Linked DNA regions of Mus musculus: region 2 is linked to region 1. The links are chromatin loops, found by intact Hi-C in ENCODE. Cell type or tissue: gastrocnemius. All regions are shown on one strand. Links, peaks and the distances in the headings refer to the core of each region. The heading gives the core; the rest is flanking DNA. Region 1 holds the start of Casq1 (calsequestrin 1). Region 2 holds the start of Atp1a2 (ATPase, Na+/K+ transporting, alpha 2 polypeptide).

Region 1 (14,925 bases), core at 7,229-9,728:
TACTGTCCAATATGGTTGCCGCTCTCGATGTGTGACAACTGAGCTCTTGATTAGTATGACTAAAGAGCATGAAATGCATATTTATAATTTTAATTTTAACTCAGAGTTAAAAAATAAAGCAACAACCAGGTAGTGGTGGTGCACACTTTTAATCCCAGCACTCAGGAGGCAGAGGCAGGTGGATCTCTGAGTCTGAGGCCATCCTGTTCTGCAGACCCCATTTTTAAAAAAAATATTTTTTAAAAGAAATGAAAGGAAAGAAAGGATAAGATAATTTTACTCTTTTAGAGATGGTATTTCCTTTTAGCCATTTGAAAATCACATTATAAAATGTGGTGGGATGCATGCCTAGGATCCCAGCACTTGAGAGATGGAGCCAGAAAGATCAGGAGCGTCTAGCCCTGCCTGACATCACAGCAAGTTCAGGGCCAGTCTGGATGCTGAGATCCTGCAGAGATGGGTGGGGAAACACTTGGTGACTGAGTTAAGACAGGTGAGCAGAACAGGACGCCACCAGATTTCCAAGGTTTAGTATTAAAAGAAGAATTCAAGCTATCTGAGAAGTCATGTTTATGTTGGTTAGCATTGGGGGTATATACCTGTATCACAGCACTCAAAGGCTGAGGCAGGAGGATCTCAGGTTTGAGGGCAGATTGGCCCATCTGGAAAGACTGTGTTTTAAAACCAAACAGAGCAAAATAGTGTTTATAGTGATTACACACATGTTGAAGTGGTACTTTGATATATTAGTTAAGTACATTTATATTTTTATAATTGATATATTGATTTAAATAATAAATATATATTTAATTATATTGATATATTAGATTAAATTATTAAAATTTATTTCTCATGTTCCACTTATCTTAATATGGGCATTAGAGAACTTAGATTTTACATGTGGTTTGCATTATATTTTTCTCTTTTTCCATTTTTTTCTATGTGTGTGCATGTCGGTGTGTGCATATGATGTGTGTTCCCATAGAAGGGCAGGTGCACATGTGTTACAGCACACATGAGAAGGTCAGAGGACAAGGGCTGGCCTTAGCCTTTACCTTCCAGCTTGTTTGAGCCAAAAGTCTCCCTTGTTCACAGCTGTGTGTACTAGGCTAACTGGTCTACCTGACACTGTATCTTCTCCTGCCCCTGCCTCCCATCCCCCGTTGGGGGATTACAGAGGCTTGTGCTAGTGCGTCTAGCTTTTACACGAATTCTAGGGACCCAAAAACAGGTGATCAGGCTTGTGCAGCAAGCACCTAACCCACTGAACCATTATCTCCAGCCATCTCCCAGCCCTTGCATTGTATTTCCATTGAACTACTGAACAGTGCTATTGATTTATACCCTGCTCTCTATGACACTCAAGGGTATAAAACTCGTTAAATCCATCTTCCTGTCCCCTCATTATAGAAGAGGCACAAAGAGGAAAAATTCAGTGTCTATTTTGCCATATGGAAGTACATGTAAACACACGTGAGTAAATGTATCAATTGCCTTCTTCAGCAGTAAGACTTAGAGTATGCAGAGAAAAGCAACAGGAGGAAGAGGGGGCTCTCAGCAACTCAGTGTCAGCTGGCAATAAACTACATTAATTCTGCACATGACATTTATCAAATGGCCACTGGCATTGTAGATATCTGTCTTGTGACTTTCCTCTCTGCCCCCAGTCGCTTAGCACTAGGGCTCTGACCTCCTCAAATGGAAAATCAACTGTATCTCAGTTTGCCTCCCCATCTTCACCACCCAGCTCAGTCTCCATGGTTCCTCCGCACCATTGCTGCTGGCTCGTGCCTTCTCTGGCTCGTGCCTCTTGAGCCACACTGACTGACTCTTGCTCTCTGCAGGATAAACTGGTGGTTCTGCGCACTTCCCTACAGTGTTCTCATCTTCGTCTATGATGAAATCAGAAAACTTATCATCCGGAGACGGCCTGGTGGTAAGGCTACCTACCCTGGATCCTGCCCTCAAGTGGTCACTGGCCCTCTCATGAGCTTTCCCATCCCATCTGCTCCCTCCACAGCCACTGACTTTCTCTACCTCACTGTCTGTCCTTTGCTCTTCCTGGACCCTGGTCCTCTACTCCTGACCTCACGTGTTCCTCCCAGTGCTTGGGGCCCTGCTGCACATGACAGCCTCTCCACTTGCTTCTTGTCTGCATAGCTCTTCTGCTGTCCTTCTCTCTGCTCACTTGGTCTCTTTTCCACAGGATGGCTGGAGAAGGAGACGTACTACTAACTGCCTCAGAGAAAGATCTTCACACGACATTGGTCTCACGAGAGCCAGGACTGAGTATAACAATGACACCTGAGATAGAGCTGAGCAGGGGCCCCTGTTGTATGGGTTGAATTGACTCTGGATGAGAGAGACACATTCCTGGGGCTGGAGGAAGAGTCTCTGGTAGGAGATGGAATAGGTTGGGAGAAAGAAAGCCCAGCCTGTTCTGCCTAGGGTCCAGCGAGTATGTGCAGTCTTGTTACATCCAGCAGCCTGTCTAGAGATAAATGCTTGGAACAACCCTCAGGTTACTTGGTGTGCAGAAGTCTGTTTTGGAGGGAACAGAGTTCAGCGAAGCTCCCTTCCTACACATACATTGTAATTAGTCAAAGGGACCTCAGGGACCTCAGAAGAGACTAAAAATGTACTAGAATCCAGCATCTGGGGCTAGGTGTGGGGGCCCACAGTCTTAATATACCAGCATTTGGAAGACAGGGACAGGTGAATCGCTGTGAATTTGAGGCTAGCCTGTCTACCTGGTGAGTTCCAAGCCAGGCAGGGCTACATTGTGAGACCCTGGCTTTAAAAACAGAAAATCAGGCATATTTAACCCTGAAGGGTATTTCCTATTTTAAGATCGATCTGTGATGTCTTGTCAGTGTAAGGGACAAATAGCTGCCCTCAAAGTCTAGCTAGAAACAGATACTGCAAGGGAGACAAGAGCAGCTGAGCTACATATTGTTAGGGGTACCACGGCACTCATATCTGTACCCATGCTTGGGGCTTGTGGGGCTAAATAATCTAGATCCTGACTTGCATTTTCTCAGACCAGACTACAGGCCATAGCATTGTTCTAAAGGATACCTAATAGCATCAGATCTAGCAAAGCTCACTGACTGGGGAATGGCAGGGTGGGGTAGGGTGGGAGGGTTCCCTCCTCTTCATGTATATGGGGCAGACTGTGATTCCTGCCCTTTAACCCTGTCATTGACATCTCTACGCTAGCTATCCCATCCTTTAGCCTTTTCTCTCTGGTACAGCCTCAAAGCAGGTTACACGCAAATACTAGGCAAATAATGTATCACTGAGCTACATCCTGAGCCTGGGACCCAAGCTCTTTATTGGTCTGGTCTTAGTAAAAAAGAACAAGAAGCCACCCCCCCACCCCACCCCCGCCCACCTTCCTCTCTAGATTCTTCTTCCCTTGTCTTGCCCCCTCTCCAACTCATTTCTGCTCATTGAGCCTCTCTGCTTTGCCTGTGACTCTCGTTCACTTCAGGAACTTTTTAGAGATATCCGGCCAAATGATACAGAGGAATGCTGAGGAAAACCAGGGGAAACCGGGGAAAACCAGCAGCTGTTACCAAAATGCCACCTCCCCGCCCCCACCCTTCTCCCCCCCCCCCGGGGGGGGGGGCAACTGCACACTTTCTGGCTTTGGGCCAAGGACCAAACCCACCATCAGTTCTTGGGACCATATTCCCTCCATTGCACAGTAGTTCCTAGAGGAAACCAGGGGCCCCCATCCCAGAATGTGTATCCTTAACCACTTTTCAAACTTGTCTTATAGTGGTAACTCGGACCCAACACAGTTACAAACAAGGCTAAATAAAATAATAAATAAGTGGGATACTGGTAGAGGACTGTGGCTGGCAGACACAACAAAGAAAGAGGAAACAAAACAAGAAACCCTCCCACTGGAAGGTGTAGCCAGCCCCTCTTTCTCTATGTCAGGCCCCTTTCTCAGAGCTTTCCTTCCACTCCTCCCGCTTCTAGTGCAAGGTCTCCTGGGGACAGAGCTAGATCAGTGTGGGGTCCACCTCGGCTGCTGACAGGGCTGAAACAGACCCTGGAAGATGGAAGCAGGGGTGGGGAGGTGTGTGAGTGAGATGGGGAGGGGGAGGGGGAGGGACCAGCTCCTCAAGTTTCAGTAGTGAGGAGCTTTGAGTGTCTGGTGGGTTAAAAATACAGACGCCCCAACTCAGGGTCATTTGATACGGGGAGCTGAGGCGTGTTAGATCCAGAGGCCTGCACTCAGGCAGCCTGGAAGGAAGGGGGCTGAGGAGAAAGAAGAAAGGAAAGCATGAGAGAGGAGGCCTAGAGTAGTAGTGTGGGAGCTGAAGAGAGTAAGGGTGGAAGTGGGGCCGTAAAGGGCCAGAAGAACGGAGTGGTGGCTGCACAGACAAGGAGGCGCTGAAGCAGTCAGGGTCACCACCAGAGTCCTGTCTGGCTCCTAAGGTTCAGTTCACAGTGGAAGAGGTCTGGTGTGCCAGTGTCCGTTCAGATAGCTCCCTCTCCCCAGAACCCTGAAGAAATGAGACACCATGGCTGGATCATCTACTGAGCAGGCCTGCCCGTCACTCCTGGGTGGCCTCTGCAGCCACGGGTGTAAGCTCTGCCTGGCACATCAGTCACTCTCCTGGGAGATGAAGAGACAGGATTCTGAGATCTCCTCAGCTCCAGTGCCATGCTTGGGCTACCTCTGGCCTCTCCCACTACAATGTCAGCTGTCCCTCTTGGATCCACTCCTGACATGTTCTTAAGAATGCTAAATTAGCTATATAAGGTCTGCCCCATGGGAATGCAAGATGCTATTCTGCTAGCATAACTTTATACTTCTTCCTAGATGCGAATTAAACGCCATCCTTCTAGAATGAGAAGTACGTTGCACTGTGGACATGGAAGTCTGACTTTATTGTGATCTCCCCCTTGAGCCCTCTTGAGCCTCAGTTTACCTAAATATAGTATGAGCCCTAGAAGGCCATGCAGGAGTCCTTGCTAAGTACTCAAAGCTTAATTCAACTCTTCACCTCTAAGCTAGGACCCTAAAAATGACAGCCTTCGTACCTCCAGCTCAGCTGTGTGCCTCAGATGCACAGAATTAATCCACAGCGTCCGATAAGGGCACAGGGTCCACCTCTTCCTGTTTACCTCGAGTTAACTTTTTCCCATACTTATACCGGATCATCTGTCCTTGTCAAAGACATAGGAATGAATAGTAGCTATTAGCTCTCTATAGACCTGTGCAGTCTGAGGAATCCTCCCAGCCCCTTATGCCCTAGAATCAGAGTCCCACGGGATCAGGCCAGAGCCCTCAGAGGAGGAAGCGCCACGAAGCAGTGGGCAGTACAGGCAGAGAAAGCCCAAGTCGCCATCACTACAGGATGGAACTCGGGCCAGCCCTGTCCTTCCCCCTGCATTCCTGAGTTGGGACTGTTGAGTGAAGCAAAGGAAACTGACTGGAGCTAAGCCAGGATTCTGGTCTTGGACTCCGCTCCATCTTTTATTCAGAGAATGATCTCATCCTTGGTCCACGGTCTTTAAAGGGAACTGCACGGGGGTTTCTTTCCTGGAGCCTGGAATGCGCTTTTATTGCTCATGTCTCGTCCATAAGATCAAAGAAATAGGCTTTACCTATAGAAGACTGCTGGATTTTAGGAGTTAGAAATACCACATTCTCTCCTGTATTATCAGTTTAGCCTCTGGCCCAGAAGGTGTCGTCCTTGCTACCTGTACTTCTTTCTGATAGGCCTTGTCCTACTCTGGGATCCCTGGATACCCTACATCCCCCCTCCTCCAGCCCCAGCCTCACTTACCCCTAACTCATCTGGTCTTATTTTTAGATCCGGCATCTCTCTCTCTCCCTTTCTTAATATGGCGATGAGCTCTTAGGCCTGCATGGGGCCAGGGGCTAAGGAGTCCTGGACACTGGGGGAGGGGGAAGGAACCAGCTGCTGGGAGGGAGCCTAGGGAAGAGGTATAGGAGGTGAGAGGATTCAGGCTCTCATGGAGCTGTCCTGGCCTCAGAAGGTTATCCATCCCTCCTGCCAACCACAGAGACATATTTAGACAGGACCAGGTGGGGACGGAGGGGGTGCCAGTTTCAAGGGGCAGCTCCGGTTCCCTCCCCGCCCCTGCTCCTATTCCTCCTCCTGACCCTTTTTCTCTTGGCTCTGTCGGCAGTTTCTCCAGGACCCAGCAGTGTCCTCTGTCCACTGCTCTGGCCCACTCTCTACCCCACCCCCACCTGGAGCCCCTAACTCAGGATTCTGTATCCGAGGGGCACCTCTCCCTATTTCAGCTAACCTCCTCTGGACCAGGAGAGCAGGCCCAGATTGTACTACCTCCATGAGAGCTACCGACAGGATGGGGGCCAGAGCAGTGTCCGAGCTGCGGCTGGCACTGCTGTTTGTACTGGTGCTAGGGACGCCCAGGTTAGGGGTCCAGGGGGAAGATGGGTTGGACTTCCCTGAGTACGACGGTGTGGACCGTGTGATCAATGTGAACGCCAAGAACTACAAGAACGTGTTTAAGAAGTATGAGGTGCTGGCCCTCCTCTACCATGAGCCCCCCGAGGACGACAAGGCCTCGCAGAGACAATTTGAGATGGAGGAGCTAATCCTGGAGGTGAGTGGAGAATAGCAGGCCTGGAGAGCATGCTCAGTCCCCTCGGTGAGCCCTGAGTCTGAGGGTGGGGGCTAGCTTAAGAGCAGCATGGCTGCTGGGCCTCTGTCTCCACCAAGTACATGACTGGAATGTGGCCTTGGCAAAAAGAAAAAGACTCAGGGACCAAGGTCCTACCCTTCTGTTGGTAAGTTGTGCTGCAGGAGGCAGGGGCACTAGGTTTGGCTGGGGGGGGGGAGAAGCTGGGTGGGGGGAGCTTGCACAGTACCCTGCACTGTGCTTCATACTACTCTTGTGGCCAAAAGATCCCCCTCTCTTTACACACGTAGGGCCGTGCTCCAAGACGCAAACAGCAGAACCGTGAACACGATTGTTCTTTTATTTGCCTTCAACTGACTTAGTGACTGTACAGTTAAATGACTTCTAGAGGCTTCCCACAGACCTCCCCAGGCCAACCCGCCGCGTTTTGTCCCCTAGGGGAAGTCCTTACTAGAAAACTCTCACGAAGGCTTCAGCATGCCTTCCCCATCATTTCAGCCAGAGAATCTACTTTAGGTCCAAGGCAGAGACGGTTAATACAAAAAAGAAATGAGGGGAGGCAGCCTTCCGATTGGATTACGTGGCCACACGCATCCCTAATGGAGCTAGGATACGTTTGCCTTTGTCTGCACTTCCCCGGCTTGGTGATACAGAGAGGCTCCACCTTGTCCGAGCTTGGAATGTTTCAGTGTAAGACACCCGGCCCCCTGGCTTGCATTTCCGTGTGCCCCATCGGGCTCTGCAAACTGCTATCTGATTAATGAGCCAAGTATTTTTATCCTCCATGTTCAGTGGCCTCTGCCATCCACCTGCCACCCGCCCTCCCATTCTCCTAAGGATCACTGCAGTGCTGGGTGGGATACAGCTGCACACAGTATGCCCACAGCAGAAAGAATCCGCAGGTGGCTGGCTGGGGAGGCTTGTGGGGCGACCAGCCTAAAGAAGAAGGAGGTGGGGCCTGGAAGAAGAGTGACTGTCCCTCCAGGGATGATGGCAACCTCTTGACCTCTGGCCTTTCCTACCCCTCACCCCACACCCCATCCTCCACAGCTCTCACTTTGGGAGTTACTTCAGGATCCCAGGGTCCCACATTCCCCTCTGCTGAGTTTGGCCTTTGATCAGGATGAAAGGTAGGGCCCAGTCTTTCATGGAAGGTGAGACTCAGCGTCCTTCAGGAACGTTGCAGTGAGCAATAAATACACACCATCTTTTCAAAGGCTGAACCAAAGACAGGCTAGGGTTATGAGGTGCCCAGGCAGAGTCTGCTTCTAACAGATGGTGAAGGTCAATGCTTGGCTTTCTTGCACCTCAGATGACCCGATGAATGATAGGAACGTATCTCACAAGGAAGAGGTTGATAAGAATTCTGGGGGCTAATTTAATTCTGACTCCTTCTTCCAGTTAGCAGCCCAAGTCTTAGAAGACAAGGGTGTTGGCTTTGGCCTGGTGGACTCAGAGAAGGATGCAGCTGTGGCCAAGAAACTAGGTAAGGGAGGGCAAGGAAGCAGGTTATGGAAGACTGGAGAGGCCCAGGTGGGGGTTTGGGGGAGATTTGAGAGCTGCACATCTATTTAGAGTGGGCCGGGGCATTTGAGATTAGGGGCTATTCTGTATAGAGTCCTGCGCCCCACTCCCTGGATGAGGTGGAACGGTGGGGTGGTAACCTTTCTGCTCATCTAGAAAATAAGACTGGGTAGGGACATGGGCATGGTGGCTCATACTTGTGATACTTGTATTTGAGAGGATGAGGCAGGAGGATTGTGGATTCAAAGCTTCCTGGGCTACATAGTGAAATTCTAAAACAAAACAAAACAAAAGCATGTATGCTAACCTAAAAAAAAAAATGTAGTTAAAAAAAAAAAAAAAAAAAAGAACACAGCTAGGTGTTGGAAAGGAAGGTGAAACCAAGAAATACAGGCATAGCCAGAGAGCCCTTCTGCAAAGTGCTTTTTTGGCTCCTCCCCTCCCCCCTCCCTTCTCCCTTCCCCCTCGGCTTCCTCCCTTTCTCTTAGCAGAGCCCAGATATTACACCACCCGGCCACCAGGCGGCAGCAGAGGCTGGACACCGGATGTGGATGGGGGAAGGGTAGTTAGCAACAAGTCATCTGGACAGCAATAGCAAAGATTCAGCCACTAGATACTTCAGAGTCGCTGGCAGGAATATTTGTCCCTGGCTGTGTAGGCAGAGCAAGGGAGCTGTGTTGCTAGAATCTGAATCTTCCCAGTTTCCTCCCCTCAAACCCTACCGATCCCCACCCGGGCAGGCCCCAGCTTCTGCCTAGCTTTAGCTCCTGAACTAATTTGGGAATGAAGGGTTTAAGGGTTTGTTGAAGGTAGATGGGGCGGGGCAGGAGTAGGGGGAAGGGATGGAGAGGTGGAGGATGAGTCTGCAGGGATTAACAAGTGGGCTGTGACCAGATTAGACTCGGGTTTCTGGGAAGGTTGTCTTCCTCACTCACCTTCCCACCATGCGTTTCCTAGGACTAACTGAAGAAGACAGCGTTTATGTGTTCAAAGGAGATGAAGTCATTGAATATGACGGCGAGTTTTCTGCAGACACTCTGGTGGAGTTTCTGCTTGATGTGAGGGTTCCCCTGAGCCTCATAGCCTTGAAGTTTCCAATGCCCCTCGGTCCTTACTAATCAACCCTACACTCCTAAACACACACACACACACACACACACACACACACACACACACACACACACTCACACACCAGGCATACATACACTATACCAGTTTCCCACATACCACGTGCAACATGTAACAGATATCACATACATATATCATATAGATCAGACACAATGTACACAAAACATATGCATATCACATATATAGGCCCCTATATGTGTGTGTGTGTGTGTGTATATACACATATATATACATATATATATGTGTGTGTGTGTGTATAAAGCACATCATATATATGTGCCACATATACCAGATATAAAACATACATACAATGCATTCTCATGCACACACATGACATACAGCATACATATAGCAATAAAACATGTAATATACAATTTATATTATATATATATGTGTGTATATATATGTGTGTGTATATATATATATATATATATATATATACACCATACACATCAGAACCACAAATAAATCACACATACAACAACATATCACAAACATATACCCCATGCCAAGCAGAAGATACAGAACATGCGTATCACACACACTGCACAACACTCAGACTACACACATACACCATTAACAGGCCACATATCCACCCTATACAAGCATCTCCTATTCTAGTTCCCTGTCTTTCCCCTGTATCTTTCTCTGGGGCCTGTCAGGGACAAAAGGAATGGTGGTCTCAATATTCTTTTTCTCCCAGGTCCTAGAAGACCCTGTAGAGTTGATTGAAGGTGAACGAGAGCTGCAGGCATTTGAGAATATTGAAGATGAAATCAAACTCATTGGCTACTTCAAGAGCAAAGACTCAGAGCGTGGGTAACAGCTCTTTCTGACCCACCTATCCTCCTTGCCTCCCTACTTTGGCCAGTGGCCAAGCATCTCTGGTTCTGACCTCCTAGGCCCCCTTCTTCCTTCTGCACGGTCAGCTCCATCATCTGTCCCTGCACTCTGGGGCATTCCCAAACACCCCCAGCATTCCGCTGCTTCCTCTACAATTCTATTGTATTTTATTCTCAGAGAGCTAGAGTTAGAGAGCTAAAGGGGATGGGTCTCTTCCTGGGACCCACATGTCAAGGAAGACCTGCAGAGAAGATTCCCCTTGGTGGTGGGGGGGAGTGATTCTTTGGCAGACCCTGAACATGACTGTGACTGTCCCTTCCTCCCCCTCAGATTACAAAGCCTACGAGGACGCAGCTGAAGAGTTCCATCCCTACATCCCTTTCTTCGCTACCTTCGACAGCAAGGTTCTCTTCCCTGTGGCTACACTGGCTCTCCCTACACTCTTAAGCTTCCCTCAGCCTACCCTACCAAAATTGATGGGATCTTGGCACCATTTTTCATGCTGGTATTCCCCACCCCAGACTCATGTTCCTTCTCCTATAGAATTGAAGGGAAGGTGGACATTAGACTGTCTAACCCACCTTTATTGTGTTAAACGATGCCCAGAGGAGTGAAGACACTTACCCAGTGACCCAGAGCCACATTTTCTGACTCCTTTTCTGCAACTAGTTCCTTTACACTGTTTCTCACTCAGCTCCCGCTTCTCCTGCTCCATAACTCTTGTCTACTTCCTCAAAGGTGGCAAAGAAGCTGACTCTGAAGTTGAATGAGATTGATTTCTACGAGGCCTTCATGGAAGAGCCTATGACCATCCCAGACAAGCCCAACAGTGAAGAGGAGATTGTCAGCTTCGTGGAGGAGCACAGGAGGTGGGGATTGGCCAAGGTTCCTCCCAGGGCTAGCACATCAGTTTGTGAAGTGGGCTGGGAAGCAAGCCAACCTGGAAGCTACACTGCCCTGGAGATGAATATGCTTGCAGACGTTGGTGTTCACTGATATACCAGTAGGTTCTGTGTTGTATTTCATACCCCAGCACTAAGCTCTGAGCCCTACACAGAGAAAGTCCTCTGTAAATGTGTGTGGACTGAGGGGCTTCTTAGGGAGTGTCAGCCAATGAGTAGAGTACCTGTGTTCGGACCAGGAACTGGGAGGTACCTTCTCTCTATTACTGAAGTTAATTTCTTTAGCATCCTCAGTGAAAGTGGCTCCAGGGGGAAGAATCAGAACTGGGATTCAAGCTTGAACTCAGTCCCTTCTCCTTTGTCATTCTTGACACTAGCAGTTGTCAACGGAGGCACAGGGAGCGGCCTGCGGGGCAAGGGTTTTTGCCTTCCAGTGGCTGTTAGGCAAGGTTTCCAGGACATTTTTGGCTGTGAGGAGTGCTGCTGGTATTCAGTAATTAGAGGCCAGAGATACTATTAACCATCCTCCAGTGCGCACGACGCCCCCTCCCTCGACGTCTGCAGTGCTGATGCGAAGAAACCCTGCCCTATACTCACACAAGTCTCTTCCTTCATGTGACTCCACAACTAGAAATACCCACTCATCAGTCTAAATACTACTTACTCTCGCCCACTAGATTTTGGCCTCTTTCACTGGGGCACAACATACCAACATGGTTTAATCAATACCTAACTCAGTCCTCATAACCTATACCCGCCCCCAACCCTTTCCTGTACTGGGAAGGGAACCCAGGGCCTGGCATACAGGAGGCATGGAATTTTATTTCGAGCCCAGGCTGTCAGCTTTACTAAATGAGTGAATGAAAAAGTAAATGACTCTGCTGATATCCAGTTCTTACCTTTGCCCCCAGCGTCTCTCTTCCAGCCATCCCCTTCCCACTAACCATTGTTTTGCAGCCGTGCCATGTTCTGGGCCTGATGCCCAGAGCTTAGATTTGCTAACTGGCTTTGTTCTGGGCTACAAGCTGTTTATGCCCTAGGCCTGACCCAGAGGTGGCTTCAGCTGTGGGGACCTTCTGGAGGGAGGTGTCCCCACCCACTGAATAGGGACCCTCTGTCTCTCCTAGATCAACCCTGAGGAAACTGAAGCCTGAGAGTATGTACGAGACTTGGGTGAGTGATGACCAGGACCAGGCCCTTGGGGAGCAGGAGTGGGTAAAGACCCGGATCTTAGAAACGGCTGTCCCTGCTCCTCCCTGTGCCCTTAGCTAGGAAGAAAGCCGTGTCTCAGCCAAGGGGCACGTGGGTTGGTTTTTATTTGTTTTGTTTCTGTACCGAAGACCATGTCAGGTCTCAAGTGACAGGCATGACAATGAACATGACAAGGCTGACTCAAACTCTGGAGCTGACAGGATCCCTAGAGCAGAAAGGATGCCATTAGAAAAGTCACCACCGTGAAAACATAAGCTGCCATTCCAGGAGTCAGATTCAAGCAACGGGCAAGGGGTTGGACGGGAGGACAGTAAGGTCTCCCCCACCACCCCCATCCCCAGCTCTAACCCTGCTCCCCTCCTCACCCTCCAACAGGAGGATGACCTGGATGGAATCCACATTGTCGCCTTTGCAGAGGAAGCAGATCCCGGTGAGGAGAGGACACTGGAGCGGCCTGGGGGAAGGGGGTGTATTTGTTGGATCGTAGGCCTCACATGGAAGGCATTCCTGGGAGTTTGCAAGCAGCCTAGGGCTTGAAAGGTGTTGGTGTCGTAGGAGGTAGGGAAATAGGTCTGGACTCATTTCCTGTGTCCCTTTCCTGTCTGTTCCTCCTCACTTTTACTTCTGCTCCCTCCAAGATGGCTATGAGTTCTTAGAGACTCTCAAGGCTGTGGCCCAAGACAACACTGAGAACCCCGACCTCAGTATCATCTGGATTGATCCTGATGACTTCCCGCTGGTAAGAGGCTCTGCTCAAACTGTGTGGTCCTAAGGTGGGGACTTGGGCTGGGGCTCCTTCTTTGTTTCAGAATTCCTCTCCCCACTTCCTAGCTGGGGATCCAGGAAGTATGCCTGCTGCATGCTCACGAGCACCGCAGACACAGAGCATGGGCATCCTGAGCAAAGGGGGGAAGGGGATGGGAAGTGAACTGCATGGGATATGAGATGTGATTCCCGGAGCAGAGGCAGACAGGCAATGTACCAAAGCTGAAAAGCAGTGCTCTGGTGAGAGGCTGAGCACAACACTGCACACAAACGTATACTCAGAGAATCAGCAGATTCCACGTTCCAAGAGATGGCTCTGTTTTCAGCTGAATCCCCAATTTCTCAGGTTTACTGTTGAATGAGCAAACAGGAATGTGGCAAACACTGATGAGTGCCAGGTATAAATACTTATGTTAAGAGATGTAGGAACTGAGCTGGAGAAATGGCTCAGAGATTAGCTGCTCTTCCAGAGGACTTGAGCTCAGTTCTTGGCACCCACGTCTGGTGGCTGTTTCAGCTACAGGGGAGCCATCACCCTCTTCTGGCCTCTGAAGGTATGCATACACATGGTAAACATTCATACATACATAAGTAAAAATAATAAAAATAATCTTATAGATAGATAGACAGACAGACAGACAGACAGACAGACAGACAGATATAGATATGCAGGAACTGAGGACTTTTTAGAGATGTGAATAGCTCAAAGGTACAAGGCCAGTCATAATCAGACTCGGGAACAAAGGAGGGGCTCTGTGCTTCTCCTCAGAAGGGAGAGGCTGCCTTCCTCATTCTTTTCCACTGGGGTTTCTCTTTCACTGATCATCTTTACCTACAACCCAGTGTCTGGTTGCTGGCTGTCCCTCCATGCACTGCCAGCTCCTCTTGCCTCCTCTCATCCCTGGGCTGGCTCTCATCCTCTTATGGACTCGTGTGCTCCTAACCTCTATTAAACTCATGTGTTTGGTTCTCTCTACAGCTGGTCCCGTACTGGGAGAAGACCTTTGACATTGACCTGTCAGCTCCACAAATAGGAGTTGTCAATGTTACAGACGTGAGTTTCCTGTTCTTCATTCACACCTAAGTATCAGGTCATCTCCAACCCAAGTACTAACCAGATTGGACAGGACTGGGTGAGGTTAGGGTGCTGTGACCTCGAGCTGAGCACCAGTGCTTCTCTGTACTGTTAGTTCTCTCAGTATAGTTAGTTCTCTGACTGTCAAGGAAACGAGCACTGTCCAGAAGCAGGAGACATCGGTCCAAGGCTAGACCTGTGGGGTGGGAATGCATGATCTGAGCACGTGCATCATCCACTCACAGGATCCACCTGCCCATTCTTCAGAGTCCAGTCCAACCTTATGGTCCTCCACTGTGTTTTCTTTCAAGTATTTCCCCTATGCCCACCCCCACCCCCACCCCCGCCCCTGAGAGCTCACTGGCATAGAGAACTTGCCTTGGAGCATCCTATCTCTTCTAGTAGATTTTGAACATTTTGAAGGCAGAAATCTTCTGGTGAGCACATAGTAGGTGCTTATTTGTTGAGTTGAACTGAGTAGTGCAGCTTTTGATTTCATAGTATTCGCAGGCTAATGGAGTAGGCAAGTATTTCATTAATTATAAGGCGGGCTTTGGTAAATTTTATAGTAAATAAAACGGCAGCAAAGTAGCGCTTTCTGCTTGAGGGACTGGGAGTAGCGTTAACGATGGAGACCATGGAGTGTATGAGATTTCAATAAGGGACAAATACAAATCTCCAAACTGAGGGGGAAGGGTGATCATCAAAGGTCAGAGGCAAAGCCAGGCACGGTGGCACACACACTGGAAAGGCAGAGGCTAGACTACCACTGTGAGTTCAAAGCCAGCCTGAGCTACATAGCAAATATGAGAGGTCAGC
Region 2 (14,925 bases), core at 6,041-8,540, 83 kb before region 1:
TTGTGGTGTGGTGTGGTATATGTATGTGTGTGTGTGAGATGTATGTGCGGTGTGTAATGTGGTGTGTGTGTGTGTGTGTGTGTGTGTGTGTGTGTGTGTGTGTGTGTGTGTGTGTGATATGTGTGGTGTGTGATGTGGTATATGTGTATGTGTGTGTGTGGTGTATGTGATATATGTGGTATGGTGTATGTAGCACACAGTAGGTGTTTTATAAGTATTTCTTGAATAAGTCAGTGCAGGGCTAGAGGTCCCGGATAAGAGGAAACAATGAGAGCTGTGTGCTGGGACTTTGAGGGAAAGAGAGAAGAACAGGTTTCATGTACACACGCCAAAGACTTCTGACTCTGGGGTCTCAGCTCCTCACAGCCTCCCAGACGAGGAAAGAGCTTTGAGACCCAGTCCAAAGCACCCCAGCATGGAAGGGCTTCTCTGTTCTCCCCTCTAACCAGAACAGAAGGCAGGGAGGTGCAAGGGGTGGTGTGGGATGCACAGCCTGCCCAGCCAGCTCACGCAAGCTCTGATGCTCCTGCTTAGACCTCCCTGGTCTCAGCTGAGCGTCTTCCTCGGCCTCTTTCCCATCAGTCCTTGCCTGTCCACTTGTCCACCTGGACTCTGAAGGAGGCCAGTACCCCTTGGCTATTCTGGCTGAAGAGTGGACAATTCCCTTTTTGCTTGGTCCAACTGAAACAAGGATGGAATTTTTCCAAAGGCTCTCTATTAGGAAAGTAACGGAAAAACAAAGCCAGAAATAAAAACTGCAAAAACAAAGAAACAGATGGAGCAGTGGGGGTGAGAGTGCTGGCCATGGGAGCGAGTGGGAGCTGGGTCCCGATGGTAAGACAATCCTCAATACCCAGACACACACACACACACACACACACACACACACACACACACACACACACGTATACACACATGCACACACGCACACACGTACACACACACACACACACACACACACATACACGCACACACGCACGCATGCGCACACACATTTCTACACGCACTCACAACATCTGCCGTTGGCCCTCGGATGGCATTTTCCACATTGAACTGTATATACAGAGCTTGTTTCAATCTGCCTTCTTATTTTGACTGAGCTTCTCAAGGCCACTGCCAATTCTAATTATTCCTCCTCTTCCTCCTCTTCCTCCTCTTCCTCCTCCTCCTCTTCTTCCTCCTCCTCTGTGTGTGTGTGTGTGTGTGTGTGTGTGTGTGTGTGTGTGTGTGTGTGTATGTGTGTGAGGGCAGGGAGTGACTAGAGGAAATCAGTCTTTTCTCTCTGGTTACCCCATGGCCTCCATGGTGGACACTTCTGTTTCCTCTGATCTCTGATTCTATCTCGCCCTGACCACTTCCACCCACACATGAAAGTTTCCTATTTCAGAACTCAAACATCTGTCGCTCAAAAATCAAGCCACACCGCTTCCTGGGCAACCTAGCAAGGGCAGGCTCTGTGCTCCAAAGAGGGAAGGTGCTGGAGACCACATCCAGTGAAAGAGAAATTGCACTCTAAAGGCTAGGACCTTGGAGATCGAGGGCAGAAAGTAATAATCTATGTTCCTTAAGCATTTTTGCCCTGCACGCAGAGTTAGTGACTGGGTAAATGAGTTCAGGAAACCTTCTGTCCAATTAGTGGTCAGTCTGAGATTTACTTTCTAGGCATTCTGACTCCATTTGTGGACACAAAACTGGTGTCTGGGGCATGACATGGGTATGGAGGTGTGACCAGCTGCCAGCCATGGTGACAGGGAACACCAAGAAGGAGAACCAGCCACTCTACATTGGCACTGTGTTGGCACAGAGGACCCTACCTCTTGATGTTCTTGGGATGAAGGGGCCAACCAAAACAAACATAAAATGTATGGTCTGAGTAGGTGGGGCTGGTATGTCGGGGCTAGACAGTAAGGCTTTGGGCAGACCTGGTTCTCACAGCCAGGGGGCACTGTCCCTAACTTCAGTTCCATTATTTCTATAATGGGAGCCATGGCCGCACTGACCTCACTGTTTCCTGGTCATTGTCAGGAAGATAAGTTATGGTGAGTGCTATGGCACATGGGCAGTGGGGTAGGCCCAGTGAACAGGAGAAGAGAGTCCTCCACACAGGACCCTAGCCCCGCATCCCTCACACCCCCTCCTCAGTTACCCACTGTCTTCTTTCCTTTCTATTTCCTAAAGCAATCTTCTTGAAAGAAGGTGGCCTGCTTCAGCCTCCAGCTTCCTCACCACATGCCCTGTTAGTGTGGAATGAGGTTGGGGGGGGGGGGGAAGATTGTTGTTTCCAGGTTTGACCTGCCATGAAGATGGCTTCCTTAGAGGTCACAACAGTCACCTCAGAGGTGTCTGAGGTAAAAAAAAAAAAAAAAGAAGTAACCAGCCTCATTTCCCTTTGTCAACTGGAACTTGGCTTTTAGAGTTCTTTCTTATGCTCTTATAACGGTTCCTCTCTCAACTCTAGGTCCTTAGCTTGGTCTAGCTCTCTCAATCTTTCTGGCTTCTCTACCTCACCATCTTCTAGACCAGTGGTTCTCAACCTTCCTAATGTTGCAATCCTTTAATACAGTTCCTCATGCTGTGGTGACCCCCAACCATAAAATTATGCCCCTTGCTACTTCGCAACTGTAAAGTCGCTAGTGTCATGAGACAGAATGTAAATCTCCGATATGCAGGATAGCTGATGTGTGACTTCCATGAAAAGGTCTTTCTAGCCACACAGGGGTTATGACCCACAGGTTCAGAGCCGCTGGTCTAGGCTCATCTTTGGCTTAAGTATTGAACACATTTCTTCCTAAGACTCTTGCCATTTGTCCTCCAGATTCCCCCACCTTAGTGACCTCTGCCTCCATGGTCATCTCTATGCAGGTGACTTCCACAGCCCATGCTCCCTGCGGAGGTCCAGTCCTGTCTCATCTATTCAAGAAGCCCCTCCTGCAGCCTGACCACACACAACACCTCAGCCTCACAACCCACCACAGGGATGTGATAGCTTGTTTCCCAACTTCATAACAGTCAGAGCTGCGCAACACCCCCACTCCACAAGTCTTTCCTCCCCTGCCCTGGCAAGCAACCAGCTACGGAGTCCTGAATGCTCACCCCTGCTGTTCCCCCCCCACCTCCTCTCCTGCCACACCCTCTCCCTGATAGCTCCTATCTCTTCCTTCCAGCCCCACACCTCACACCCATGCGCTTACGTGCGCACACACACCCCCCCCTTCAATCAAAGGAGTCTTACCCAGGGTACAATTTGAATGAGATGATTTCTTTCTTCAGAAACTTTAAATGTCTCCATATTGTTTATAGCAATATTTCTCAAACTTTCTCGGTGGTAAAAATACAGACTCCCACTCCCCACCCCCGCCCTCATGAATCAGAATCTTTGAGCCTGGCCCCACTGTTCTGTATTTTTAACACGTATCCAGGTGACTTTTAGCATCACAGGTTTTTATTTTCCTTCTTCTTCTTTTTTTTTTTTTAACAGAATGCTGGCATTTAGGATAACACTTAGTCTGACATTCGAGGCTCTCTGTATCCACTTCCCAGATTGACTTCACATTCTCCTCTATACTCTGGATGCTACTGCAGCCCCTGATGTCCCGAACCTACAGGGTTCCGTCTCACGGAGCCAGATCTCTCCTATCTATCAAGACTCAATTAAAAGGCCACCTCCTCCGTGAAGACCTTCTTGATTCTTCCGGCTGAGCATCATCTCTCTCATCTTGGAGCTGATATCACCTTCTAGTCTAACCATGTGCAATCAGCAGGCATTAGCGCCTAGCTCACAGAGCGCTGTTGTTCTCTTTCCCTCCCCTTTATCATCTGTGCTCTTTCTTGTTACCATTGCAGCCCCTAGAGCCAAATAGACTAGGTCTGAGTCCCAGATCCCCCACTTGATTGGGTGCCTCAGTTTCCCTATCTGTAAAGCAGAGTTGGTACGAGAACTAAATTAACATGCGTCGTCTTTAGTTTCGGAGTCTGGAGGATCCAATGTCAGGGTACGGACAGATGCCACGTCTAGTGGGAACCTTGGGGTAAGGTCCAGGCCTGGCACCTAAACTTAAAGCTAGGATGAGAATCCTTCACTTAGCCAGTCAGTGGAGAAGTTGCAGGAAGATTAAGGAAATGGAGAAATCTCAAAGGCTCAGTACCCACTCTGGGGAAGTAGGGTCAAAGAATGGGGTGGAGGGGTTTGGAGGCTGGGGTGCGAAGCAAAAGGACTGTAAGTGTGGGAACCGTGACTCGGGGTTATGGTGGTCTTTCCAGTACTGGCCCAGAATGGGGCATACAGTAAGGTCTCAACAAGTACAGACTGAATGTCTCAGTGGCTCGATAGCATCACAAGGAGCACACACTGCTGATTACGCCATATTCCTCTAGGGATAAGATCCTGGACTCTAAGAGAAACTGAGGCAAAGAGGAGGTCAACCTCCCTAGAACTCTGGAAGTGCGTTACATAGGACAGAGGCCATGGCTCGGCGTGCCAGATGTTTACAGGGCGCCCTGTCCTTGTTGGGCATACAGAATGCCAAAGGGGACAAGCAGAAAAACGGAACTCGATGCTGGCTGAGGAGGAAGGGCATGGTAAGGGAAGAAGGAGGCAGGCAGGAAGGAGGAGGCTAGGGGCCAGGCCAGGCTGCCCCTTGATAGGAGGAATGGGAGGGTGGGGAAGCTCTGGGCCAGCGGCTGGGTCAGATCCTCAGCCAAAGCAAACCTACCTCAGGGGGCTGGGGGACCATTCCTTCCCCACACAGATGGAATCAAAGGCAAACAGGAACCCTGCAGGGCCCAGCTGTGACCCCTGCCCCCAAACTCAGCAAGCCCCATTAACCCTCTCCTCCCTGACACCTTTCATATCGCCACAGTCCAAAAGATCTCCGAAGACAGGCTCGCCTGTTATATGTTCCCTGAATACCACCCAAGAGATGCCAGGATCCCTAGTCCAAAAGAATACCCAGACCCTGCCCACCTCCATGGTGGCTCTGTGTAAAATATAGAGGTCATCTTTGCTAATAAAACAAAACCAAAACCAAACAGGCCTTCCTTTGTTTCTATGCCAAGAGCTAAAGGGTTCAGACTCATTTCCTATACTCACATTAATTGAAATAGACACACCTGTACCTACTAACAAGGCTGGGCAGGAACAACTGCCCCCTTGTCTCCTCTCAGCCCAGGGGAACTGCAGGCTACTGCTCCCCTGAGCTAGGCATGAGTAAGAGGAAGTAGCCCAGAGTTTGGGGAGCGCCAGAGGTGAAAGGAGATCTCACAGGCTTTCTGGCACCCCTTGTCACCCGGGAGACAAAATAGGTGACAGCCTGCCCAAGGTCATCCAAGTGGCCAGTAGCACCACTGGGACCTGACTTTTAGGCAAGTGTGCACCGCACCAGTCCATGACTCAGGCCTCAGGAAAGGCAGGTGCACCACTGAGCCCAAGACAGCAGACACAAAAATCTTTTCTTTTTCAATATCCTTAACACCCCGACCTGTGTGTCCCATTGGATGGGAATCCAATGCAGACCTTTCTGGATCCAGAGAAGCAAGGAAAGCAAAGAGATAATGGGTTAGGATACAGGAGACCAGGAGGCCGCTTCTCAGTGCCTTTATCTTTCTCTTTTCCCAATTCTAAACAATGTATTTTGAATAATCAAAAAAAGGACAAGAACACCATGGGGGAGGGGATTAAAGATGGCGGACGGCAGGAGAGTCCAAGGAAAAGAACTTTTAGAAGCTACACCAAGTACACTGAAAAGAGAGACCCACGAGCTAGCCAGGAGAACCAATATCAGGGAAAAGAGAAGAAAACCCACACAGTCCCTGTACTTCAGTGGGGAAACTGAGGTAGTAGCAGGCCTGGGGCAGCTACATCTGTGACCTGGAGCCAGGCCACTACAGTCTGAGGGAATGTGAGCGGAGAGCTAGGAAAAAAGGAGACATTAATTAAGGCCATCCTGGGCCTTCTAGTCTCCCAACTAATTTTTCACCCCATGGGGGTCTTTCTTTGAAAGAAAAGAAAAAAAAATGTCACCCACACTCCAGAAGGCTCCAGAAGTCTGGCAGCTGAGACAAGACTACATTAGAAAGGAAGATGAGAGGTTCAGGGACCAGGAGAGACAGGACAGCCCAGGGGGCTGGCAGCAGGAGAGGCAAGCAAGAGGGATGGAGGAGAAGAGGAGTGGGGTGAGGGGGCGGGGGCAGGAGAGGAACAGGGGTGGAGGTGGGGGTGGGGGTGGGGAGTGATGGAGTCTCTCCCAGCTCTTCCTTCCCACCCTCTGTCCCTCCCATTCTCTCTTTCATGATCTTGAAACAACCTTCAAGTCTGGGCTGGAGGCCCCAGGAGGCCAGTCACTTAGGAAACAAAACTGTTTCGTTTACAAGTCCATCTGCAGCTGAGCGCCCACCCTCCCTCCCCCTTACACACTCTCCCATGGACTCTCACGTACACCCACAGTAACGCACAGCTTTCCCTGTAGCCCGCGTGAATGCCTGCACACGGACACGTGCACACCACACGCTCCTAGGCGGACTACTAATTCGTAATAAATGGGGTGCACACATCTGAGCAAGCGCTGCCCTGTCCCCATCATTTTAAAGGAGGAGGAGGCAGGCTCTCTCATCTTGTCTGAGCCGGCTTCTCAGACTTGCTATGTAGCTTGGGGTGACCTTGACATTCTGATCCTCCTGCCTCTACCTCCCAGGCATTGGGGTTGTTCTACAACCCTCACCTTAGGGATATTTGGGATAGAACCCAGGTTTCCATGCTTCCTAGGAAGTCACCCAACTGAACCACTTGCCCAGACTGAAGCTCCTTCGGAGTTAGTACTTGGTACATTCCTACCCACAGAATCCCAGACACGAGTGTCCCCTTCGGTCCTAACTAGCATCCCACCTCCACACTAGTACATGTTCCTATGTCTCTCAGCTCCCTACCCTGTGTATACACATCCTACTTCCCAGATCTCTGCCGACCAAAGGCTTGGGCCTTTTCCATTTTGTCCCTTGTGACCTTGTCCTACTCTGAGTTTTCTCTCAAGACCACTCCCGCCATCCGTCCCCACCTCTTGTTCTCAGGTCTTTCTGGTTTTCCTCCTTTGTTCCTCTCTTGACTCAAATAAGTCCCCCTGTCTGGATCCCCAGTTAGAGATTAAAGGGCCAGATGTCTACCTCCACTGTGATCTGGGGTCTGAGACAGACTCCCATAGGTCCGTGAAGGGAGTGGTCAGGAAGGCGTGGGTGAGAAGCAGGCTGTAGGTGCTCTGCCTGCTGTCACTTGTTGCCTCTCGAGTACACAGCAGAGCACAGTGTCCTTGGGGCTCTGGTCACTCAAATGCAGGACATGGCAGGGAGCCCTAGCAGGCTTTGCAAGCAGAGGAAGGGCACAGCCCTTTCCGTTACTGAGACAGCAGAACCAGGCTGTGGGAAGGCCTGGGCAGTACAAGAAGGTGCCAGCAGGGGTGGGAGGAGGTTGGGGGAGCACTCAGAGCCTTTCTCTTCAGCCTTACCTTATATCTTGAAGAGGCTAGGGCGATTACTCAGGAACTCTGGCTCAGGCCTATAGATGCTACTTATACCCCCCAAAAGGATCATCTATTCACCCCTAAACCCCACACTCCACTAGCCTTCAGGTAAATCTTCTAGAGCCTTCGTCCCCAGCTTTACATCTTCAGCTGTTCTCTGTGTCCTTGACACACAGGGACTGTGTTTAATTTCCTCTCATGATTTTCCCAGTCTCATCTACTCCAGACCCAGACCATGAGAATGGACCACAGACCATGAGAAAGTCCATGTGTGCTTATAGGGCCCATCCTTCCTGCGTAGGCCCAGGAGGAAACAGTTAGGGGCAGGTAGGCGCTGACCCTCCGGTGTCTGTAATGGAAAAATCTCAGCTGCAGAGCCGGAGGTGGCCAGCTATTTAGGGAATTCAGATGTGAGCCCTGTGCTCTGAGAGTAGATTTCCTGGACAAGAGGTCCATAATCGCTCTACAGGGAGCTCCCTCCAGGGCCAGAGGGGGCTCAACCCAGCCAGCCCAGCCAGCGGGCACCTTAGGACTCCTGCCAATGCCTCATTGCCTCCCTCCTCCTTCCCAGCCAGGGTTCTCAGACCTGCCCCTGCTCAGTGGGCGTCCACTCACTCACTACATTTCGGTGCCCAGAGAAATGGGGACACTGCAGAACTTTATCCCTCTAACTGTTCCTAGTCGGTGGGGGCAGAAAATCTTCTTCTCTCTGTCCCCAGCCTCCATTCTTCAACAAATGAATGATGCCAACACCCCCCCCCGCCCCCAGAGCGGCTGGGCTGGTCATGAGTTATCTGCTCTGTTCCTGTTTCTATTGAGAGTAATGTTGAAGACATCTTCTCAGCTGGAGGTGAAGCCCCCTCCCTCCCCCCAGACCCAACCTCCAGGATCTCCCATGCCATTAAACAGGTCTCTCACAGTGGAGTCTGCCTGACCCCTTCCTCCCAGAAGGAACCAAGGAAGTCCTTGCTCTTTCTAGTCCCACAGAGTTGGTATTTGAGGTGATAATGACTTCCATGCCCTCCTGCTACACCTTCCAGATTTGACTTCTCATACCATTCACCGACCTCCGACTCAGACTCACTCAAAGCTCCCCTGTAGCAGTGAAGGGGAGGCTCATCTGCTTCATACACAGAATGGCAGAAATGCTTCCACGTGCCTGTTGTGCCCGGACTTGGGCGGCCTTCCTGGCTCTTTCATATCTTCTGTCCTTCACCTTCCCAACTGCTTCTAAGTGCGGAGACTCTTGCTTGTCTTGAACACTGGGTTACAGGTGTGTCCACCATTAAAAATCATGTCACAATGTTATAACCAACAACATTCATGTCATCTACAAACCACACTGGACAACTATGAAATCACATTATCCAGAGAGAGAGAGAAAGAGAGAGAGAGAGAGAGAGAGAGAGAGAGAGAGAGAGAGAGAGAGAGAGAGAGAGAGAGAACGAACGTTGGTGGTGGCACATTCTCTTAATCCCAGCAGAGGCAGGGGGATCTCTGAATTTAAGGATTAGCCAGATCTGTAGAGCGATTTCCACAACAGCCAAAGCAACACAGAGAAAACTTGTGTCAAAAAACAAACAAACAAATAAAAAATCGCTACACTGTTACAAAGCATCTCAATGTTTGAAGTAAGGTTAGGATGTATTGGGCCAAATTCCTAGCTATGGTGGTGGTGGGGTGGCGTATGGAGCCCAAGAGCAACAAGTGGGACATGCCTGGTGCAGCATCTCCAGGCTTTGGTTCTGCAAGGAGCTTCAAAAGCAAGAGTCGTCTGATTCTAGTTCTAATTCTTTCTTGGTCACAACGTCCTTGCAGCCCCTTACAGCAGATGGAGCAGGCTGTTGCTTTCTCTGGAAACTTGGATGTGAGCTCAGGGAGATTCTGTCTTATCCAGTAAGATTGCTGAATTCTTATAGCCTTGCTTCCCCACCTGGAAATATAGGCAATTAGTCCCAGGACCATGAGCTGGCTGCTCTCGAGGGGCCACCTCTCCTTTTTCCAGCTACCCCTTCCCCATTCCTTTCCCCTTGCTTCTCTCTTGGTTGTAGCTGCCCATGGGATGGGGAAATGCTAAGAGGAGCTGAGGGGGACAGACCGGGGACAAAACAGGACCATCAGCTGGGCCAGTTGCTAAAGAGGCGGGAGGGGAGGGGAGGAGTCCTCAGGGATCCAGTTTCAACAAACGTTTCTTTCCCCAGAAGGGGAAGGCGGGAGTGAGGGGGAGAGGGACCTATTTAAAGCTACCCTGTTGCTCAGACTGTCTCTGTCTGTCTGCCAGGGTCTCCAGCTGCCCCAGACAGGCGGTGTGGTCTTGGGATCCTCCTGGTGACCTTTCCAGCCTAGGTCCCCTCAGCCACTCTGCCCCAAGATGGGTCGTGGGGTGAGTATCCCTCCAAGATCAGGGGCCACTCTCTGGAGGGTGGAGTAGAAATGGGACGTGGAGAGAGGGGTGAGAGACGCTGACGGACTGCGTGGGATGGTTTGAACTTGGAACTAGTCTCCCGACTGCACATGCATGTGGATTCGTTCCACGGAGCTCATGAGCCTAGGGACTGGCAGGTTCTGCAGCTACCCTGCTCTCTGCCTCTCCCACAACTAGCCTAAGAAACTACCCAAGTGTCCTTCTAGATCTCCCTGCTCTCTGCCCACTCATCCTTACTCCACAAATCCCTCCTCTCGCTCCACAATCCCGAGCTTCCCAGCTGAAGAGATCTTTGACACTGTTAGTTCTCTGCCGTCCTTGTTACCCACTGAAAATATCTATTGCTCTGAGGTCCTTAGCCCAAGAGTACAGGGGCCAGCCTGGGGCTGGGAAGAGCCACCTAGCAGTTGATTACACCAGTTCCCAGAGTTCTTCATGCCAGAGTCAGCTGGGGCAGAGAGAGCAAAGATGTATCCCCAGCCCTCACCCCAGCACCCCTCCGGATGTCCCCATAAGCACTGTCCTGGGCTCCAGGCCATAGGTTTTGGGGACCTTTCCAAAGGCTGCTGAGAACTGCGCCTGCCTATGGCATTGTGAAGCAATGGATTTGCCAGTGAAAAGATTAACAGCCATATCTGGGCGAGCAAGGACAAGGCTTCCAATTCTTGGGAATAAAATCCCCATATGAAGAAAAAGGACCCAATCCCTTTCCATACTGTGCTTGGAAGTTTTCCTCATGTGGAATCCTGGCAAAAGAGGGCACAGAGGGAAAGGGCTTGACAGGCCATTGCAAAATGCAAGGGGGACAGTGCCACAGGGTGCTGTGAGCCAATTTCTGGATCCAAGGAGGAGTCAGGCAAGGACATGTTATTGCACTAAGCTGAACAGCTGGAAAAACTCGAATCCTGGACACCAGAGATCCAGAGCTTGGGTGGGAACTGGAAATAGAAGACCATCGCGCATGTGTGCATACATGCATCTGTGTGTGTGTGTGTGTGTGTGTGTGTGTGTGTGTGTGTGTGTACACGTGTCCACAACCTTACAATAGCGTGTTCCTAGGATAGTGCTGCAGGCTTCCATGGGTGAACCTGCACTATGTTTCAGCAGGAGAATTTGCAAATGAAGGGCCTCTGGGCATACAGGGTGATGGGTGGTGAGTGTAAGGTGAGGGCTGTAAGCCCGCCCTTAGGAACTATCTATGGGCAATGGGTTTCCCCAAGGAAGAGTCATGGTTAAACTGGGACCTTCAGTAATATCGTTCCTGCTCCCCATAGAAAGAGCAGATCCAGCTGAGGGGCAGAACCTCTGAGAGTCCAAGGCCAACCAGGTCAGGCAAGCCCAACCTCCATCTAAGTAGAAAGAAAGAGCAGACAACCCTCCACTCTGCTCTACCCCAGAGTAAGGTAGCCCCAGCTCATAGAGTTCTTTTGACTTGGAAAGTAACTTGACCTTGGCTTCCCCATTCAGAACTTCTCCCCTAGTACCCTTGCTGGGTCCATAACCTGTGGCACCCCTAACCTAGTGGCTGCGCGTGACTCTGCTGGTCTGGTCTGTTTAGCGGAAAAGGCTGGGTTAAGTCTGGGAGCTCAGAGTCCTACCTACAAGGAAAGCCCTGCAGAAAACAATCCCACTCCCCACACTCAACTCTGGGGTCTGCTTCACCTCCATTCCAGTCCACGCCTGTGTGGCTGTGAAGGGCAGCGTGGGAGCTGGGGAGAGGGATCACACTGGTGGGAGGGAGCCAAGCCTCCTCCAGAGGCTGAGGTGGGGGTGGGGGGAGTGTTGGCTGCTTTCCAGCTACCCCCACTTTGTCCCAGTCTCTGGCTTTCTGAAAAAAGAACTCTCTGTTCTCCTACAACATTGAAGAACCAAAGAGAGGGACTTGTGTTAGGGGAGGGAGGGGAGACCAGAGGGGGAGAGAGGGGTCCCCACTTCCTCTTTCTTTCTTCCCTGGGCAGCCACTGGCCCCAAATCTCTGCAGGCTCCTGGCCATGGAGCCTGAGATCCTTGCCAGGACAGAAGAAGGGGGAAGGGCAGCCGAGCTCTGCACTTATGGGAGAGCAGGGTGGGAGCTGGGAAGAAAAAGCGCCACATGGAGTTATTTAGCTCAGCCACAATCCAACACTTAAGAGCCAGTGCATTTTTCAGAGACACCTATCTGTTTGTTTGTGACAGGATCTCGATATGTAGCCCAGGCTGGACTCAAACTTCCAATCTTCTTGCCTCCACCTCCCAAATTATGGGCATACAGATATGCACACCACCAGTCCCAGCTCCATAAGTAGGCATTTGATTCTCATTTTCATGTCTGTTGTTTGATATCAAATGTGCAGAGATTTTCCTGGACTCTGCTGCTCGGACCTCTAGCCCAAGCCTCCCACCCCTCAAGCCCCCAAGGGCCACACTGACGTCTGTCCAGATGCTTTCTCGAATTCAATCCTACTGTGGCCTCCTAGCCTCCACTCAGCCCTGCCTCACCAAGCATGCTAGAGGACAGAACACTTCAATTCACCCGACTTAATGAAGCCTCTTGCATCGCCCGGGGAAGGGAGAGGTAGAAACATTTCTGAGTTGTTCTTAGCGCCTTTGGATGACCACCTCAGTTTCCCCGTGATGCTTGGCCTCTAGACGCTCAGAACCAGATTGCATTCGTGGGTAGTTCAGATACAGATGAAAGCATGACGGGTCAGTTTCCTTTTCTAAACGGAGTATGTCTGAGCAACAGTCTCGGAGAGCACATCTTCTAGGTCATTGCATCCTGAAACAAGTGCCCACCTTGTAGTGTACCTCCCACGCCCAGCATTGCTTCTGATTTCGCTGGACAGAATTCTATTATCCAAGGCGCTAGGCTTACGATTCCTTAAGATCACAGCAGCTGCAGTATCCCCCAGACGGCTGACTCCAATAGGTGAAAATACATTATTCTCAGTACCCAGGACTCAGAGGACCACAGCCACGTGCTGGTGGAATGGCAGGATACTGCTCTGCATTTGCCCGGATCCGTAGAACATGCACTCACTACAAGAGTGTCAGCCCTGGCCACGGGGAGATACTGATGAAACAATGCGCCATTCTAACGATGTGGGATGCTGATGAGGAGGGAGGCTGTCTATGAGTAGAAGATTCACGAGAACTCCCTCTCCTTTCCACTCACCTTTGTGGTCAGCCAAAAAGCTGCTTAAAAAAACACCTGACTAAAATACATAATAAGCCCCCCCCAAATACATAATCTTGAAAAACAAAATAAACAAGCAGCCTCCCCTTGCACTGATGCGCCTGTCTACCAGGTATTCATTCGTTCTTTATGCAAAACACAAATCATAACCACAGCATCAAAAAAACGACTCCTGAAAGCTCAGTGTAGCCTTGAGGGTCCATAGAAGAGCAGGAGGAGCCAGGCATAAACAGCTACCCCTTGTATCCTGAGGGAAGTGGAGAGACACGGAGGGAGAGACAGACACGGAGGAAGATGACAGCATTTTGCACACGATCAATAACCCCAGGTCCTTCCTAGCCCACCCCACCCCCCCAGTCCCTTGCTCCAAGGCTGCCTCCATTAGAATGAAGAATCCTCACCATCTGCCCAAAGAAGTCTGCAGTGGCCCTGAAGAGAAGGGCAGACAGGGGCCCCAAAAGATCACTATTAAAAAACATGGCGCTGATCTGGACAGATGGCCCAAGACTGACCCTGACTTCCATGGTTTCAGATCTCTATTTACTCTCATATATATTTCTTGCTTTGGAGTTTCAAGTCCTGTGAGTTGCCTGTGTCCAGTCCCAGGCACGCCTGCCCAAGCAGGCTGGGGAGGGTTCCCAGCATGCCCTGGGCTCCCATTTTATAGCTGTACTTGAACCCATCCCTTCTAGCTTCTCTCAGCCCATCATCTCTACCCATGCCATTTCCACCATCCAGTCTGCTTCTCCCCTTCCCTCCTGGGACTTCTACTCTATCCAGTGCTCCTCTCTAAATTAGGCAGACATTCCTATGGGGTACCCTACCCATCGACGCAATCCCTGCCCGCCCCCAAAGTCCCTTCCGATAATATAGGATGATCCTTTTCAAGACGTGTTCTGATTCTAATGGCAGGACATCCTCAGTGTCTGGTGTGAACAGGCTCCATCCAGTCTCCCTGATGATCTGAGCCATCCCTTCCTTTTTCAGGCAGGGCGTGAGTACTCGCCTGCTGCCACCACTGCGGAAAATGGGGGTGGCAAGAAGAAACAGAAAGAGAAGGAGCTCGATGAGCTGAAGAAGGAGGTTGCCATGGTAAGGACCACAGAGCTTTCAGGGGGGGGGGCTGTGGAGCAGCAGCTCTGCTCGGGCACTCACACACCAGCAGCCATGAGCACCCAGACGAGCTTTGTACCCAGGCCCATGCTCCCCACTTAACCCAGTGCCCCGAAGTGTGCCTAGCCTCCTTTCCCAAAGTGTCTCCATTTCCCCTTCCCCAGGATGACCACAAGCTGTCCTTGGATGAGCTGGGCCGAAAATACCAAGTGGATCTGTCTAAGGTGAGTGGAGCCATGAGGTGAGAGAGGCAGGAAGCTTCAGGAACGAGAGCCCCAAAACTAGAACACAACGCTCCTTGCAAGTGAGGGAAGCAGCCCAGAGATGAAAGACTTACATATGGTCATGGGATTAGTTGGTGGCAAGGCCAGAAGTAGACTTTGGACTCCTGCTTCTCCCTCTTTCCCTGTGTATCTAGAATTCCTTGAAACCCTGGGCCCAGACCTTGGCAAGGCTCTGTGCTCCTCCTCACACAACTGCTTTTAGAAATGACAGGCATGGACCAGCAAGGTGACTCATCCCTGTTGTTATAGTACTTGCCGGCTCCTGCTACATCAGTGGCTCTGTAATAAGATGCAGTGCAGACATTTCTTTAATCCTCACCATAGCTGGGTCAGGCATTGTCAGCCTGTTTATTAAAGCAAGGAGACTCAGAAAGGGAGACTGACTTGCTGGATCTGTATCCGGGCCCATGCCCCCCACTT

Evidence for each region. A loop is a pair of places that touch in the nucleus more often than their neighbours do. Peaks named below come from ENCODE experiments on the same cell type or tissue, not always from the same donor. Only the 100,000 strongest peaks of a DNase experiment are listed, where the experiment ranks them.
Region 2: a loop joins it to region 1, with 2.4 times the contacts of the local background. A loop is called at or near these places in 12 of 42 quality-filtered maps.

The regions. Positions count from the first base shown.
Region 1 is chr1:172,211,108-172,226,032 of GRCm38, reverse strand. Casq1 (calsequestrin 1) reads left to right here and starts at 6,138. Exons shown (of 11, transcript NM_009813.2): 1 at 6,138-6,621; 2 at 8,059-8,143; 3 at 9,139-9,239; 4 at 10,013-10,124; 5 at 10,483-10,556; 6 at 10,891-11,021; 7 at 12,182-12,227; 8 at 12,642-12,696; 9 at 12,905-13,005; 10 at 14,011-14,085. The coding sequence starts at 6,343. Atp1a4 (ATPase, Na+/K+ transporting, alpha 4 polypeptide) reads left to right here. Exons shown (of 23, transcript NM_013734.1): 22 at 1,845-1,936; 23 at 2,207-2,525. The coding sequence ends at 2,235. Gm17224 (a long non-coding RNA gene) reads right to left here. Exons shown (of 5, transcript XR_865735.3): 3 at 14,147-14,302; 4 at 12,632-13,579; 5 at 12,347-12,471. In gastrocnemius, for the core only: a CTCF peak has its summit at 8,704 (motif pointing right); DNase peaks (open chromatin) are centred at 7,548 and 8,705; H3K4me3 peaks cover 2,500 bases; H3K27ac peaks cover 2,297 bases.
Region 2 is chr1:172,292,847-172,307,771 of GRCm38, reverse strand. Atp1a2 (ATPase, Na+/K+ transporting, alpha 2 polypeptide) reads left to right here and starts at 9,708. Exons shown (of 23, transcript NM_178405.3): 1 at 9,708-9,891; 2 at 14,096-14,200; 3 at 14,386-14,445. The coding sequence starts at 9,880. In gastrocnemius, for the core only: a CTCF peak has its summit at 7,417; DNase peaks (open chromatin) are centred at 7,380 and 8,059; H3K4me3 peaks cover 1,695 bases; H3K27ac peaks cover 2,500 bases.